3 separate regions of the Mus musculus genome follow, and regions 2 and 3 are each linked to region 1. Evidence: chromatin loops called from intact Hi-C (ENCODE). Cell type or tissue: heart. All regions are shown on one strand. Each heading gives the region's core, and the rest is flanking DNA. Links, peaks and the distances in the headings are about the cores only. Region 1 overlaps Gm39417 (a long non-coding RNA gene). Region 2 overlaps Gm39422 (a long non-coding RNA gene). Region 3 overlaps Gm39422 (a long non-coding RNA gene).

Region 1 (5,519 bases), core at 134-5,133:
CCAGCATTTCCCAAATACTGGGGTGACAGACATTCACTACCAGACCCAGATATGCGGGTGATGGAACCCAGGCTTTCTGCACGCTAGGCAAGTACTTCACCTTTGAGTGTCATCTCTATTCCTCCACTTTGTTTTTTAGGACTGGGCTCTCACTGAACCCAGAATTTACTGATTCAGCCAGATTAGCCCTGGAGCCCCAGGGATTTTATCTCTCTCTGTCACTCCCTCAGTGCTGGGATTACATACACACAATGCCTGCCTAGATTATTTTTTTAAACATGGGTGCTGGGGATTGAAGCTCAGGTCCTCATGCTTGCATAACAAGCATGTTATCTGCTAAGCCCTCCAAGTCTGTTCCTAGGATGCACTGACTCTCACTCTCTTGGCTTCCTAGTTCCTCTCTTTCCTGGTCTTTGGCTTGCCTTCCTCTTTACCCTCTCTCCCTCCCGTCCTCAGCCCCGTTTCCCCTTTCTTTTCTGCCTTTCTCATCACAAGTCAGCATTACTTGCCAAACCACAGATCTTAGATTTCTCTTTCCCAAACAAATTTCTTGGCTGGTTTTGTAGATTTTAGTAATTGGGTTTTGCCTTCTACCGACTCCCTTCTCTGTTCCCTTCACCTCCTCGAAACTCTCTTCTTCATTCTATACCCCCTCCCTGGTCTAACCCGCCCCCCCCCCCCCCCCGCCCCAGGTCAGGGGTTTCAAGCGAGTCTAGAAAAGCAGTCCTCCTCCAGCTTTGTGACAAAGACAGGGTTAACTTCCATGAACGGAACGGGGTAACCTCAGGTGAATGACATGAGTCTTCCTTCCTCTGCACGGGGTAAGGCAGTTCTTGAAACCCAGACAGAACAGAAGGTATCACTAAACTGCATCTCTTCTGTGGCTCACTGCACCCCCTGAGTCAGGATAATGAGAGAACATTCTTAAAACATGACTTAACCACGCTCCATCCTCAAACAAATTCCTGGATGTGCGGAGCTCACTCTCCCAGCAAGCCCGAGCACAGGCCTGTCAACAACCCTCACAAAACCACCTTCCAGCTGCGTAGTCTGCGTTAGCACAGTGTTTTCAAGACAGCCAGGCAATGTGTCCAGCGGCCATAGTTTGGGGCCTCTTTTAGCTATGCTTTCATAATGTGGTGGCTGGGTCTCTGCCTTGAGGGGATTTTGGGGGGGTTGAGGGGGGGATCCCCTGACTTCACACTTTAGTGAGTTCGTCTTGGAAAAATTCTTGTCAGACAGGGGGGGAAAAAAAACAAGGTAATGCTCATTTCCAGAATCAAGCAGCAGAGAGTCACACACAACTCTAGTGTGTCCTTTATTTCATCAACATCCGTGTGTGTGTGTGTGTGTGTGTGTGTGTGTGTGTGTGTGTGGAGTGGTGTGTAACACAAGTGGCTTATCTGTGTGGTTTTTAAGAAATTAACCTAATTGAAAAGTGATTAAATTAGAGAGAAAGGAAAAAGCATTTGGTTGGCATCATTTGGGTCAGAGGCCACCGCTAATGCAATATTTCACCAATTGACTCATTGGTAATTCTCTCATTGATGTGATTTCATTTCTCAAATAGCTCTTCTCGTGGCAGACTTGCAGGCAGTACACTGTACAGATGCCTCATAATCATTCCAATGTGTTTACTGAAAAATTTTAAAAGCAATTAAGCCATTTAGTGTGTGTGTGTGTGTGTGTGTATGTGTGTGTGTGTGTGTGTGTATGTGTGTGTGTGTATGTGTGTGTGTGTGTGTGTATGTGTGTGTGTGTATGTGTGTGTGTGTGTGTGTGTGTGTATGTGTGTGTGTGTGTGTGTGTGTGTGTGTATGTGTGTGTGTGTGTGTGTGTGTGTGTGTGTACCACATCCACACAGAGATTTTTACAGATGCTCACACAAGGGCCCTGAGTGGACGCTAGGACAAGTGTTGGACTGAGATGCTGTGATCCCTTCATGCATTTCAAAGAGCTTCGTGCAGACTAATGTTAAGCTTTTCTCATACCCATTGAATATACCATTATCTCTCCTTAATACACTGAAGCAGCCAGAGGACAAAGAGTCTCCCTGTATTCCTCACTCAAGGCCACACACTGTTGCTGGAGCCCTGAGCCTTCTCATTGCCTGCCACACATTTGCGGCATTATCTCAAAAGCCGAGATACACTGACGGGTCATTTTGTTAATAAATTATGATAACCCTCTGATTGTGGCAAAAGTTTTGCTATGCTTTGCTTTTTCTTTATTTTAAAGCAAAACAAGTTGTCCTGATGATCTTTTTCACAGAGACCTCTGGTTCATAGGGTAAGACAGTGAGGCGGGCACACAAGCACAGAGCAAGGGCAGCAGCAACATTCTGGCAGCATCTAAACGGCTATGTGTATTCACCAGTGGTGATATCTTCATGTCCCAGCATGCCCTACCCCTCTTCTCCTTCATCTTTGTTTAAAACATATCAGAGTTTGGAAATGCCTACTTTGAAACAGAAGTTTGTAACCTCCTTCACTTGAGTGCCATGTCAGCAAGACATTCTTTTGGTACCCCCAAGTTTGCAGGGAAAGCCCTTTGGGTGTAGTCCCTCGTCAAACGTTTATATAAGCACTTCAGGGCCAAGCTGAGGCCTCCCAGGAGACTAAGAAGTAGCCTTTGTGCCTGTGGGGGAGGAAGGTAGATAAACAGGACCTTAGAGTCAGCTCAACAATAGAAGTAGGTGTGGGACCCTGGAGGGCAGAGGAAGACTGGACCAACGGGAAGATTCTCACGGTGTGCGGGACAGCGGAAGGGCCTCTGAGGATTGCCCCAGGCCTGCCACAGTGCCTGCTGGTGGGCAGTTCCTTCCCATGGAAACATTTCACAGCAGTGCCAGACACTGTCTAGTCTGGGAGCTGGGTGGCGATAGTCTTCACCTCTGCCAGCCCTTGTGCCCATTTCCTGACTCTCACGTGTTCCCTCCCCTCCCTGTCTGGCGGAAACCTCCAAACCATTTTATCAACATCGGCCTACAGCCACCAGCCCCTGCTTACTGAATGGAGTTGATCTGAAACTATGTAGTATTTGTTGTAAGAAAGAGGTGACTGATCTGGATGCACCCGGAGCACGCACATACATCAGGGTATCTGCAGCTCTTTTGGCTTAGGGCAAGAAAGAGTTCCTGGGAGAGCTAAAAGCTCCTGGCTCCCCTGGTCCATGTATTCTGGACCGTAGCCTGCTTTTCCTGCCTTTGGAACTGGCCCTGTTTCCATAGAATTCAGCCTGACAGGCTGTCCCTCCCTGCTCTCCATTGTGGCTGCATGATAAGGCCAGGGTGGGGGCCCATTAACCACCAGACTCAGACCTTTGGGCTGGAAGTCCCCCAAGGCTGGAGAAACAACTGTTTTGAAGCCTTGCTGAGTACCAGTGACAAGGCAGTCGCTGGAAGACACAATTAGATGCTGTCCTCTCTGAAGGCATCCTCTAATTTAGCTCTTTGTTCAGGGTTTGTAGGTTCCTATTTAAGGGCAGGACTGGCAGAGAGCCTGTGGATGTGGGAAGTGTGAAAACAGGTAGAGGTGCCGAGATGGCACTCCTCCTGGGTGGTGGAAAGAAGGGAGAAACGGCAAAGTATTCCCCACAGCTCTCCATAGGATTGTCCCCTCCCCCCAGTCCCCGCTCCAGGCTTTATTTGGGTATGCAAGACTGTCTACATACATCAAGTGTAGTCAACTCTAGAGACTCACAGGCTCTGGATCCATGGGCTTAAACAACTTACCACAGATGGGAAAAAAAGATGTGTGTGTGTGTGTGTGTGTGTGTATGTATGTATGTGTGCATGTGTCTGTATATATATGATAGTATGGATGATAGGTATATATTTATACATAATATAAAATATTATGTATATATATATGGGGACAGAGTGAGAGGGGATAGAGAGAAAGTATCATATAACTCAGGCTGGCCTTGAACTTGCTATGTTGCTGGAGGTGACCTTGAACTTCTAATTCTTCTTCCCTTAGAGTGCTTGGATTATCGGTATGTGCCAACACCCTAGGTTTCTGCAGTACTAGGAATCCAGCCTAGGCTCTCTGGCTTTTTAGGCAGGCACTCTACAGACTGAGCTACATCCTATCCCAGATGGAGAATGTTTTTCAATGAGTCTATACCAGAACATATATCTTTCTTGTAAAAATTCCTTAAACAACACAATTCAGCAACCATTTCCGCAGTACTTACATTGTACTAGATATCATATGAATGCTACAGGTGACTTAAATATATATGGAAGGATTAAAACAAGACATGGTGGTACATGCCTGTAATCCTAACATTCCAGAGGCAGACGCTAGTTCCGGGCTAGCCTGAGCTATGTTGGGAGTTTAAGGTCAGTTTGAACTGCATAGCAAGAGTTTGTTTCAGAGGCTGGGGAGATGCTTCAACAGGACAAGCATGTGTGTCAACAAGCCCGGTGGCCTGATTTGGATCCCCAGGACCCATGTGAAAAACTGGACTTGGTAGTGCACAGGGACGCAATCCCTCTGTGCCCTTACCAGGAGATGGGGATCAGACAGGGGAAATGCTGGAAACTTGTGGGCAAGATAACGTGGTGTATGCAGCAGTGGACAATAAGAGACTCTGTCAAGAAACATGGTGGAAGGTGAGCGCTGACACCCTCAGTTGTCCTCTGACTTCCTCATGAGTACCATGGCATGCCCCTCCCCAAAGAGAGAAAAAGAGAGGCAGCTATGTCCACACTGTGTGTGTGTGTGTGTGTGTGTGTGTGTGTGTGTGTGTGTGTGTGTGTGTGTGTGAAATGTCAGCTCTTTGCTGGCATTCTGACAGATGAGCCATTACCAGTGTGAATGGCTATTCCAGTTTCCTGGTCATTGCTTTCCAGCTAGGATGAACACAGAATTGGGGGGGGGGGATCTCTACGATAATATTAAATCATGCCTTTCCCTGTCTCTCTGTGTTGGAGTCTCTTAGTGAACAGTCTAAGACTGATGTCTGGACTTCCTCTCAGAGACTCAGATACATTGGCCCTGAGTAGGGGTGAGGTGATTTTTAAGTCTCCCAAGTGATTCTAACTTACAGCTTGGGCTATAAAAGTAGAAATGGGACTGGGGAATGGCTTAGTTGAGACACTTGCTGTGTAAGCATGAAGGCATGTGTTTGGATCCTCATAACCCATGTAAGAACACTAGGCATGGAGGCATGTGTTCCTAACAGCATTACTAGGGAGATGGAGACAGGTGGCTTCTAGGAGCTCGCTGCCCAGCTAGTCTACCTGATTCCCTGAGTTCCAGCTTCTTTGAGAAATTCTGTCTCAAAAAATAAAGTGGAGAGTAGCCATGGAAGACATCTAACAGGTACTTCTGGCCTCTGTACACATGCGCCTGCACCTGCACATATGTATATCACACACACACACACATGAACATGCACATACATTGCGCGCGCACACACACAACTGAAACACCCCTTAATTTTAGTCTGATTTAAGTACTTCATCTCATGTCTCTCAGCTTTGGAGCAAGCAGAGTCAGGCCTTAAATCCT
Region 2 (5,519 bases), core at 104-5,103, 99 kb after region 1:
TTTTCATGAAAATAAAAACATAGAGTGTTCATCATTAGCAAACACATTCTAAAAGGAGAGATGGGTAAAGGAAATTATTAAGATGGATGTGAAAAGAACCCCAGCCTAAAAATCAGAAATTCAGGAAATAATAAAAACCCAAGAAAAAGACCATCTCTCAGAACTGGAGTAGACACCCATCACCACTCAAGTACAGCACACAGTTTGTTTCTGTGCCTTGCTTTCTTCTCTATCCATCATCTGAGGCCACATTAACACCATAATCCCTTCACTGGCCACGGCCTCATCCACATCTCATCTACCCCTTCAGTGCCACACTGCTAGCAGCAACACATTTTATCCTGTTATGTGTGAATTTCACCTTATGGATCCTAGTTTCTTGGAACATAAATTTGACATCCTTTTTGTACCTATTATAAGTGACCTATGTACTATATCCTAACAAATATCTATTGAATTGTTAAATTTGATGAAGAATATTTTGGTAATGAACAGTTGTCCATCATGTGTTCTAGCACAGACCCTTCCAACCACTAGTTGATATATATTTTTTACCCCAGGGGGCTGTAGAGAAGGCTTAGTAGTTAAGAACTACTGCCTTCCAGATTACTGCATTAAATTCTTTGTGCCCATGCTGGTGATCCATAGCCACCTGCAAGTCTAGCTCCAGGGGGATAGGAGCCTCTGTAAGCTCCCACACATGCATGCACATGCACATACCCATCCCTCCACTTGCATCCATCTAATACAGGTGATTTTTAAATTAATTTTTATTATGAGATTTCATAAAGACAACTAAAACAGACAAGAGAAACCTTTAAGTTATTCTTGGGAGGAAGACCCACCTGGGACAGGTCGGATGCTCACATCTTATCTTTAGCCTTCTGAAGTTCATCTGATGGTTGTTTGGTAACATTGTATCACTGTCAAAAGTCTAAGGCTGGTTGAAGTATATCCACAGGTGTGGCTTTTATGCCATTCTAATATGAGTCATTGTACTATTCCTGGATGCTAAAGAAATAAAAGGCAGGGGCCTCGAGATCTCCAGGGAATGGGAAATCTAATTGGAGCCTAAGACATACACACATAAAACAACCCGAGAAAGAATCCAAAGGAATATTTTAGCTGCAGGAAAATATGGTATAGTACAGACTAAAGCTGTAACTGATAAGTCTTTTGAGAAAATCACGCTTGGGATGTGGGGACCTCTCCCTGTCATCTTAGTGGCAATGTGTTTTTTAGATTCAGTCTCATTATATAACCCTGGATGGCCATGTCAGCCTCCCAAGTGCTGGGATTTCAGGTGTGTGCCACACACAACAAGGCTTCACGGTCATTGAAAAAGTGGTGAATCCTGGGTTTGAAGGCTAGAAGGGAGTAGGTAGAAGAGAAGGGGCATGGGTACTTTTTAATTTTGTTTGTCCTAACCAGAAAGGAGCACCCAGAAAACTCAGAGGTGAGATCATAAGTCATGGTTAGGCAACTACAGAAAGACAGTCTTGAGGAATCAAGAAAATATAGGAGGCTAGAGAGAACGTTGATAGAAGACATCAAATAGGTTTGTTTTTGAAATAATGTGGATTTCTCTTTCCCTTTTCAGTAGAAATAACCTTTACTGTCAATGGCCCAGTCAGACCCCTTAGCTGATATAATGATGATCCCAGCTTCCTAGGCTATTATTTGCAATAATTTCTGCCTTATGAGTGTAATGGGAAAAACACATTGCAAAGTGAATTACTTTTGAAATGTATTGCATGCTGACATTTGGGAAATTAGGTCCTGAATACAATGCGTCTTGATTATTTGATGTGCATTCCCACCATGAAAAAAAATTAATTCAGTGCAACGATTCCAAGAAGAAATATCTGCATGCTACATTAAAGCCCTGTTCCTTAGCAAGAGTCTGCCCCCAACTTTAGGTCACCATTCAGACAAATAACAATGGGCAGGAACTATTATTCCCTGCCTAAGTAATCTACAAGGGTCTGAAGCGTCCAGAAATGCCCTCATTCAAACATATTAGCCCATCTGTGCATCCATTCTGTTGCATCCCTTCTCTTGTGCACCAACTGCTTGCATGCCAGCAATGCCCCATGCTCAGCTGGCTTCCATTCACTTGCTGGAAAAAGCACAACCAAACTCTCATATGAAGAACAAATCACTCTTTGCTTCACCATTGCCACTCAGCAAATTCCTCTGACACTCTTGGCTCATCTTGTTATGAATAAGCATGTGCTTTGGCCCTTCCTCTTCTTGTGTAAGCTTTTCTGCTGCTAGGCTGCTGGACTGAGCACCAGCAATTTCAGAAATCCTGGCTACAGAAGCCCAGGTCAGGGCTGAGTCTGAGGAAAAGGCTTTTGAAATAGCACAAATGCTTCCCTTCTCAGCCAAAGCTCCCTTGTTTACTGAACATGTCTAATGAGCGTGTGAAACAGAGCAATGTTGTGAGAGAAAGAGGAGATGGGTAGGGAGAGAATAGAATCTCATATGAAGACAGGAAATCTGGACATTAACAGAGAATGCTAAACAAGAATAAGGAAATGAAGCAACAGTGAAGGGCCACTGATTTCCATGTACAAAAGACCAGGTTGGCCAGTGTGGTGGTGCATGTCTTTAATGCCAGCACTAGGGAGGTGAAAGCAAATGGATCTATGTGAATTCAAGACTTCCCAGCCTACAGAGTGAGCTCCAGGACAGCCAGGGCTACACAAAAAAACTCTGTTTGAAAAACAAACAAACAAACAAACAAACAACCCAACAAAACAACAAAAGACCAGGTTGTTGTTTTATACCATTAAACCATTAACCACGTTCCCCATTCCTTTGAGACCATGTCTTGTTGTATAGCCCATGAGCTTATGATCCTCCCGCTTCAGTGCTTACATTGTAAGTATATGCCAACATGCGCAGTCCATAACCATGCATTTTATGTGTATGAGTGTTCATATGTGTACACATGTATGGAAGCTAGAAGTCAAAGCCGGGTGTCTTCCCAAATGCTCTCAACCGTACCTTTTGTGGCAGGACCTCTCACTGAATCCAGAGCTTATCAGTTCAACCAGAAGAACTGGCCAGCAAGATCCAGACATCTTCCCCCTCCGCCCCTGCCCCCCAAAGCTGGGATTATAAAGGTACACCACTAATGCCTGCTTTCTACTAGGGTGCTGGAGATCCAAGTCTAGGTCCTAATGACTGTGTGGCAAACATTTTACTGACTGAGTTCTCTCTCTAACCCCGTAATCATGTCTTTGCATAAAATAAGATCCACACCATGAATCTGTATCTTAGAGGTAGAGGAACCTCAGTTTGAATCCTGGCTTTACTGTTAATTAGATTAGTGATCTTTTTTTAAAATATTATTTAACCTCTCTAAGTTTCTGCTTCCTGATAAGATGGGAAAGTGAATACTATCTGCCACAACAGGATTAGTGTGAGATAAAAAGATAATACCTATAAAAAGCGTCCTGTGCTACAGAGCATGCAGCACACACAAAACAAAATCTTGCTGTGTTCCTTTTGAAAAATTTAACTTCTTTACAGTAGATTGATTTAAATCCACCAATTAAATGAATCTCATATTACCTTTTAGGATAGTAAGTTATCATCTGTCTGATCTTTCTGATACATTTGTTTTCACTGAGTTGGTTTGTAACTGTCTATATAAATGTATCTCTAATTAAGTGTTTCTCTAGAGCAATGATTCTCAACCTGTGAGTCTTGACCCCTTTCGGGTTGAACGACCTTATCACAGGGTTTGCCTAAGACTATCTGAAATAATGATTATAATTCTTAACTGTAGCAAAATTAGAGTAAAATTAACTGTAGCAACGACATAATTTTGTGATTGAGAGTCAGTACAACATGAGGAACTGTACTAAAGGGTTGACACATTAGGAAGGTTGAGAACTATTGACCTAGAAGATCAGACATATGTTTATTTTTGAGACAGCCTCAAACTATGTAGCTCAGGCTAGCCTTGAAGTCACAATCCTATGGCCTCAGCTTTCCAAATGCTGGAACTAAAAGTATGTGCTACCAAAGCCTGCTCAGGCATGTGTTTAATAAATAGTTATTACGAGCTGGATACGATACACATCTGTAATGCTAGGACTTGAGAGGCTGAGGCAGAAAGAGGCCTGGACTACATAATGAGACCTTACCAAAAATGTTAATGTAGTTCACAGTTTCCTGGAGACATATTAGGTGAGTACTCTTAACTGTTGAATTCTGGGTAAAATATAGACACACACAGACCCACAGACATAGACACAGACACAGACACACAAAATCCCAGGTTCCCATTACAAAGGTGGCATCTTAAAGAACAAGAGGCTCCAGCAGAGTAGTGGCGAGAGAAATTAGGTAGCTTAGATCCAAGATTCCTTGCTTACTGGGCACAGGTTCTGCATCATCTTTCCAGGCATCTTATACTTAAATGTTGTCTAAAACAGGGTCATTATCTCAGCCTGCAAACTTCTTACTCTATATGTTTTTTCCTCAGCAATGGCACCACCAGCCACCTAGTGACCCGAGTCAGGATCTGAGTCACCCCAACTCCTGCCTCTCCTCAGTCTACATCACACCACAGGTATAGTTTTACTTAGTCGGTATTTAACGGATCTCTCTGCTGTTACTGCCATCATACTGACTCTTATGCTTTTCATTCGAGGACCCACCATTTCTGTCTTGGTCTTCTGCTCTCGCTGACTAACTATGCTGCCCTCATATCAGTCTTATTCATGGTTGCCAGGACCACGTGACGAAAATACACCTGGCAGGGACAGTTCCTAGTTGAAGTCTTCAGCAGCTCTCTACTGCCTCTAGAACGAAGCCCGGGTTTCCTAGGATAGCCCTCTTGATCCCAAAGCTCACTTCTCACCCAATCCCGACGAAGTTCAATTAAAATGAAGGGTTTATGTGATTGTCTCCTGTTTTAGGCCCTGGGCTCTTGAAAGGTAGTGACAAAATCCTATCATCTCTCCATCTCAGCATCCAGCAGTGCCCACAAAAAGGTTGGAAAAAAAAAAAAAGATGACATGAGGGAGGGAGGAAGGGGCAAGAATGGTGAGGTTAGGAATGAGGAGGCGGGACATGATCAAGATACGTTGTATACATATATAAAATTGTCAAAGAATAAAAAAAAATTAAGATGAAAATGAAATGGTAGCATTAGGTGTGAATTCAATGGGTCAGTATATTTTTAAAATGGTTTCTATAAAATATTAAAATAGAGGCTAGAAAGATAGCTTAAAATTAATATATATTTGGATTTACTTTATTTTACGTATATGAGTGTTTGCCTGTGTGTATGCATGTGTGCTGTGCATACCTGGTATTATGGAAGTTAGAAAGGGTGTTAGCCACCCTGGAACCGGAGCTAGAGGTGTTTGTAAGCCATCATGTGGGTGCTGGAAACCAAACCTAGGTCCTTTGCAAGAACAAGTGCTCTTAACTGCTGAGTCATCTCTCTTGCCCCGTAAATAATTAAAATATACTTTTAAATGGTTTTTCTATTAAAA
Region 3 (5,519 bases), core at 161-5,160, 100 kb after region 1:
TGGAGATTGTATTATAATGTATTTCCACTCTTTTTTTTTTTTAAGTACTGAAGATCAAACTTGAGTGTGTATGTTAGACACATTCCCTGCAACCGAGTTATCACCAGCTCCATATTTTCCTTAGCTGCAAAGAATTTAAAGTAGCAATTATAGCAGAAGTAGCCTTTGACTTAGTAGACAAGAGTCTGAGGCTATGCTCTGGTCATTTTCTTCTGATATTATGGCATATTTGCAAATGTATTTAACCCATGGTCTAATACATTAGGGCCTTTACGAGGTGGTTAGTTTGTGAAGGCAGAGCCCTCATGAGCAGGATGAATGGCCTTATAAAAAAATCCTCCCAGACTCGCACACTGTCCCTTGTGTGAGAAGTCAGGGAGATGATGCCTGGAAGCTGGCCCTCCTCATCTGAGCTATCATTTGCTACTGCCTTGATCGTGGACTTCCCTGTCTCTAGACCTGTGAGCTAGGAACTTAGGTTGTTTATAAGGCACGTACTTTATGGTATTTTATTACAACAGCTTGAAGGAACACAGGCTCACTGATCCCAAACAACACAAAACCTAGGTTCATTGAATTTGCAGGACAGAAATGAGTGCATGCAATCCAAGTGAAGAAGACAGAGCAATGAGGAATTCACTGTAGTCTTTTTCTCCTGGAAAAGTCGGCGTCATAGTTTATGTGGTAACTGCTGGCTGAGTCTTTAGTTAAGTAGGATTAGTAGCGAAAGAGACACCTGCCATAGGTCAGAAAGGCAGCCCAGGGGCAGGCAAATTTTCAAAAGGAATGTGCTAAGAGTTTACTCCTGGAGATAAGTAAGTCAGTAATTGGGAGAAAATAAGGACTTGACGGAACGGGACAGCTGAGAGTCAGTCCCAGATGAGTTGAGCAATCTTCTCTGCATTCTTCAAGCCGACCAGCCTCGAAAACTAGAACAAAAACAACTATTAAACTACCCGACCAGTTTGGCAAGGCTGGAAGGTCAAATATCAAGATACTGAACAATTTTATTTTTAAATACCAGCACTAAACAATCTTTTTTTTTTTTTTTTTTTTAAAGAGTGTCATTTACAATAGCATTAAAATAACAGGGCATATAAAAATCCAGTAAACACATGAAATGTATTTTTCATATTTTCATTATTTTTTAAAGTCATGTGTATGGAGTCTATGTGTTTGAAGTGCAGGTGTCTGCCGAGGCCAGAGGCATTAGTTGCCCCGAAGCTTGAATTATAGGCGCTGTATAAATCACCTGTCACCTGATGTGGGTGCTGGGAACTGATCTAGAATCCTCCATAAGAAGCAGTGCACATTCCTAACCACTGCACCATCTCTCCGGCCCCAAAACTATGTTTACATTTTTTCATTATATTTAATTATTTACTTTGTGTCTATGCATATGTCTGTGTGTGCACACAAGTGTCATGGCACACTTGTGAAGGTCAGCGGACAATTTGCGGAAACATTTCTCTCCTTCCACCGTATGTGTCCCAGATATGAAACTCAGGTTGTGAACCTTGGCAGCCTGTGCCCTTACTTACTGAGCTGTCTCACTGGCCTAAATATGTTCCACTGTCATTAGCCAGTATGAAGATGCCATCCAAAACTAGAATGAAAAACCACTTCACATCACTCGGACAGCTGTAGTAAAAAGGACAAAACTGGGTTGGGGCAGGTGGGGCTGGAGAGATAGCATAGCAGTTAAGAGTGCTTCCTGCTCTTCATAATTAATTCCAAGCACATTAAATGGCTCACAACCACCTGTAACTCCAATACCCAGGAGAGCTGACCCTTTCTGGCCTCGTTGCATGTATGCGCGTGCGCACATGTGCAGGAATGCGTACATGTGCAGAAACGCGTGCGTCCATGCACACACACACACACACACACACACACAAAATAAAAAGACAAATGTCAGTATTGGTAAGCATGTGAAGAAACGGAAACTGATATAAATTGCTGGTGGGAATTTAGAAATGGCACAGTTGCTTTGAGAAACAGCTTAGTAGTTTATCAGACACTTAAACACATGACACCACCACACAATCCATTGATTTGTGGGTATATCACAAAAGAATTGAAAAATGTGTGCTCACACAGAACACGTGCACTAATGTTCACAGTGCCACTGCTCATATTATTCCAAAGTGAGAACCAGCACAGACAAATGAAAGTGTCTTATAGACAGAGTGCCATCCAGCCACTTAGAGTACAAGGCAGGTATGCTGGTGCACATCTCTAATCAAAACGGGAGGTGGAGGCAGGGAGATCGAGAGTTCAAAGGTCAATCTAGACCACAGGAGACCCTGCCTCAAACCAAACCAAACCAAACAATCAAACCAACCACCCTGAAAGGAAAACAGCAGAGAATAAGGACACACACCACAGCAGGCCTGGACTTCAGTAACATTAAGCAAAGTGAAGGAAGCCGTTCGTAAGTCATCGTGTACTGAATGCCTTCAGGTGTGATAAATGTGGAGCGTAGTAGATAGAGAGGGTTGGGGAGAAACAGGGAGTGGCTAAACAGGAGTGTTGGAAGTAGTCTAAAACGTATCGCGATGACCGAGCCCCTGGAAATATGATCAAAATCACTGACTTTGAATAAGGAATTGGATCTGTGAATTATAATTTAATAAAATATCATAGCAGAAAAGAGGATCAAAAAAGTCACTTAATTAAAAAACTGGCTGCTTTTTATACATTTAAAATAAAATAGAGGTTTGGATGAAGAGAGGGATAAGAAACCAAAACCCAAACCAAACCAAACCAAAACAAAAACATCTCACTACTGGTTTTGTTTTTCTGCCTTGAGTCTGGTCACAGTTGGAGTGACTGGGTTGACATGATGGATTGCTTGAGGAAAGAACAGGAAGGTTAATAAAACCAGATTCAAACAGGACAGGAGTGGTCGAGGTGGTAGTGAAGAATCCACATCTGCAGGTTCAGCCCGACTCCATCTCTTGCTGTAAGGCTGCTCTTGGAAGCAGCTCTCCCACCCTTCCTGTTCTCGTCAGGGCCTTGAAAGCAGAACCGACATATGCTGGCACAGTTTATCCCAGACCAGCCCCTGGCTTCTATGCCAGATTTAGCCTTTGGCAACTTTCTGTTGAGAGTCCCAGAGGACTTGTTTGACCTCCTTTTGGAAAGCTGCAAGGGAATTCACTTCTGGACTGTGGCCCAGCGAGTGGCTCAGCGGGCTGCCTAATTCTCTATTAAGTTAATGATAAAGTGTACCTGAGCACAGGCCGTGGCAAGGCCAAGTCCCTATATGTGCAGTTTGGACTAGGAATTTTCCAGTTACCTAAAGATAGTTCCCAACATTAAGTATTGTGATCAATTTTAAAAAGAACTCTTTGAAAAATGTATTTTCCTGCCTCTCCCTCCCTGACTTTGGCTCTTCTCTTTTGGTAATAAAAGCATTGTGTGACTATTGTAGAAAACTTAGAAGCATCTCTAGAGCCAGCTCTTTGTTTAGTGTGTTCTCTCAGACAAGTCTGTATGTTTATAAGCACAGACACACACATATGTGGTCCACCACAGCAGGTTCTTTACTTATATGTATGTGTACATATGTGGTGCCATGCATGATGCCACAACACACTGACAGAGGGTAAAGGACAGCTTGCAGGGGTTGGCTCTCTACTACTTTGTAGGTTCCAGTGATGAAACTCAGGCTAATCAGGCCTTTGGCAAGCGCCTTTACCCATCTCCTTGGTCCCATAGCAGTTATTTCTATTTTTTTAAAAATAATAACATATATGGGATCATATTCTGTTTCTGGGTGGGGAGTGTATTTTCTGTTCCATGTAACAACATATTTTGGAGATCCTTACAGGTTGGTATGTATAAATCAAATGTATTCCTTTTAATGTTTGTGTAACACTCTGTAATATATATACATATATATATATATATATGTGCTTATATATATACTTATATATACACACACCATTTCCTACTGATGCATATATCCTATATTTCTATTTTAAAGATTTATTATATATAATTATGTATATGCATGCGTGTCTTTGTGTAGGTATGCACATGGGAGTACAGGTGTCCGTGAAGGCCAGAAGAGCGTGCTGGATGCCCTGGAGCTAGAGCGGGTGGTTAGCAGCATAGTGCTAGTGCGAGGAACAGAACTTGGGTCCTCAACAAGAGCAACCTGCACTCCTAACTGCTAAGCCATTTCTCCAGCTATTTTAATTTTTTATTATCAAGATTATCACAATACATTTTCATGCATAGCAAATACTTTTGTAGACATTTTAATATGTTAAGTAATGGTTCTCAGCCTGTGGGTCAGGATCCCTTTGGAGTCACATATAGATCTCCTGCATATCAGATGCTTACATTATGATGCATATCAGCAGCAAACTTAATTATGAAGTAGCAAGGAAATCATTTTATTATTGGGGGAGTCACCCCAATACAAGGAACTGTATTAAAGGATCCTAGTGTTAGGAAGGTTGAGACCCACTGGTTTTAAGAGATGAAACTATTTTTATCCATCTGAAATTCATTTTTTTGAACTTGTTTAGAAATAATTTCAAAATTACAAAGAGTCACAATAGCCTCTCCAGCTTGATTCCTCATTGTATCATCTCATCACCTTTCTTTTCTTCCTTTCTTCTTTCTCTCCTTCGTTCTACAAAATACAAGATACACATCTTTTTCTCTGAGCCATTGAGAGTAAAGGGATACAAAGCCCTCCCAAACACTAGGCACCTCATTCAGTGTTTCCTCTCTCTCTCTCTCTCTCTCTCTCTCTCTCTCTCTCTCTCTCTCTCTCTCTCTCTCTCTCTTTCTCTCTTTCTCTCTCAGACAGGGCTTTGCTATGTAGCCCTGGCTGGCCTGGAGTTTTCTATGTAGACCAGGCTGACCTTGAATTTATAGAGATCTGCCTGCCTCTGTCCTCAGAGTACTGAGATTAAAGGTGTGCCACCATGCCTGCCTTTAGTGTGCATATTCTAAAAATAAGGGGATTATTTTACACAAATTTAGCATAAGCATCAGAACCAGGAAAGAGATAACATCATATAAATATATAAACATATTGGTCTCTCCTGTCCAGCATTCCCCCAACTCATTTGAGGCTTGCCATTCCTTGTCTATAATACCTTACTAAGAGAGAGGTGGGGGGGGAGCATAAGGGGAACGGAGGGGAGGGGAGAGAGAGGAGAGGCAGTGAGGAGACCTACTCTTGTCATCCTCACTCTGTTTCACTTGCTCAGTGCCCCTGTCTATCATATTGGAATCCCCTGCAGCCCCAACCCTGCCAGCTCCTGCTTGCTTGGTTCTAGATGTGCCAGTCTTGGCCTATCCTGTTTGCCGCTGAGTCTTCATGCCTTGGCCCATATCAATCGCTGGGAAAGTCCAGTTAATTTACTTCTGAATAGTATGCTGTAGAAGATTTTTTTTTTCTAAAAGAAGAACCAATTGTCCCAACACTCAATGTCAGCCATTTCACTTGTATCTGCAAACAAGGATCTAATCTTTTTTCATTAATGTATTTTTCT

The links. Peaks named below come from ENCODE experiments on the same cell type or tissue, not always from the same donor. Only the 100,000 strongest peaks of a DNase experiment are listed, where the experiment ranks them.
Region 2: a loop joins it to region 1, with 2.1 times the contacts of the local background. A loop is called at or near these places in 2 of 42 quality-filtered maps.
Region 3: a loop joins it to region 1, with 2.0 times the contacts of the local background. A loop is called at or near these places in 3 of 42 quality-filtered maps.

What each region holds. Positions count from the first base shown.
Region 1 is chr11:105,466,509-105,472,027 of GRCm38, forward strand. The region is part of intron 1 of Gm39417 (a long non-coding RNA gene); the gene reads left to right. Among named protein-coding and RNA genes, the nearest start is that of Marchf10, 13 kb to the left of the region's middle. In heart, for the core only: no CTCF peak of the experiment used is centred there; DNase peaks (open chromatin) are centred at 393, 963, 2,673 and 3,243; H3K27ac peaks cover 3,025 bases.
Region 2 is chr11:105,565,193-105,570,711 of GRCm38, forward strand. It overlaps Gm39422 (a long non-coding RNA gene), which reads left to right. Exons shown (of 4, transcript XR_880251.2): 2 at 3,025-3,131; 3 at 4,502-4,588. Among named protein-coding and RNA genes, the nearest start is that of Gm39422, 14 kb to the left of the region's middle. In heart, for the core only: no CTCF peak of the experiment used is centred there; a DNase peak (open chromatin) is centred at 2,269.
Region 3 is chr11:105,571,348-105,576,866 of GRCm38, forward strand. All of the region lies in intron 3 of Gm39422 (a long non-coding RNA gene), which reads left to right. Among named protein-coding and RNA genes, the nearest start is that of Tanc2, 16 kb to the right of the region's middle. In heart, for the core only: no CTCF peak of the experiment used is centred there; a DNase peak (open chromatin) is centred at 3,114.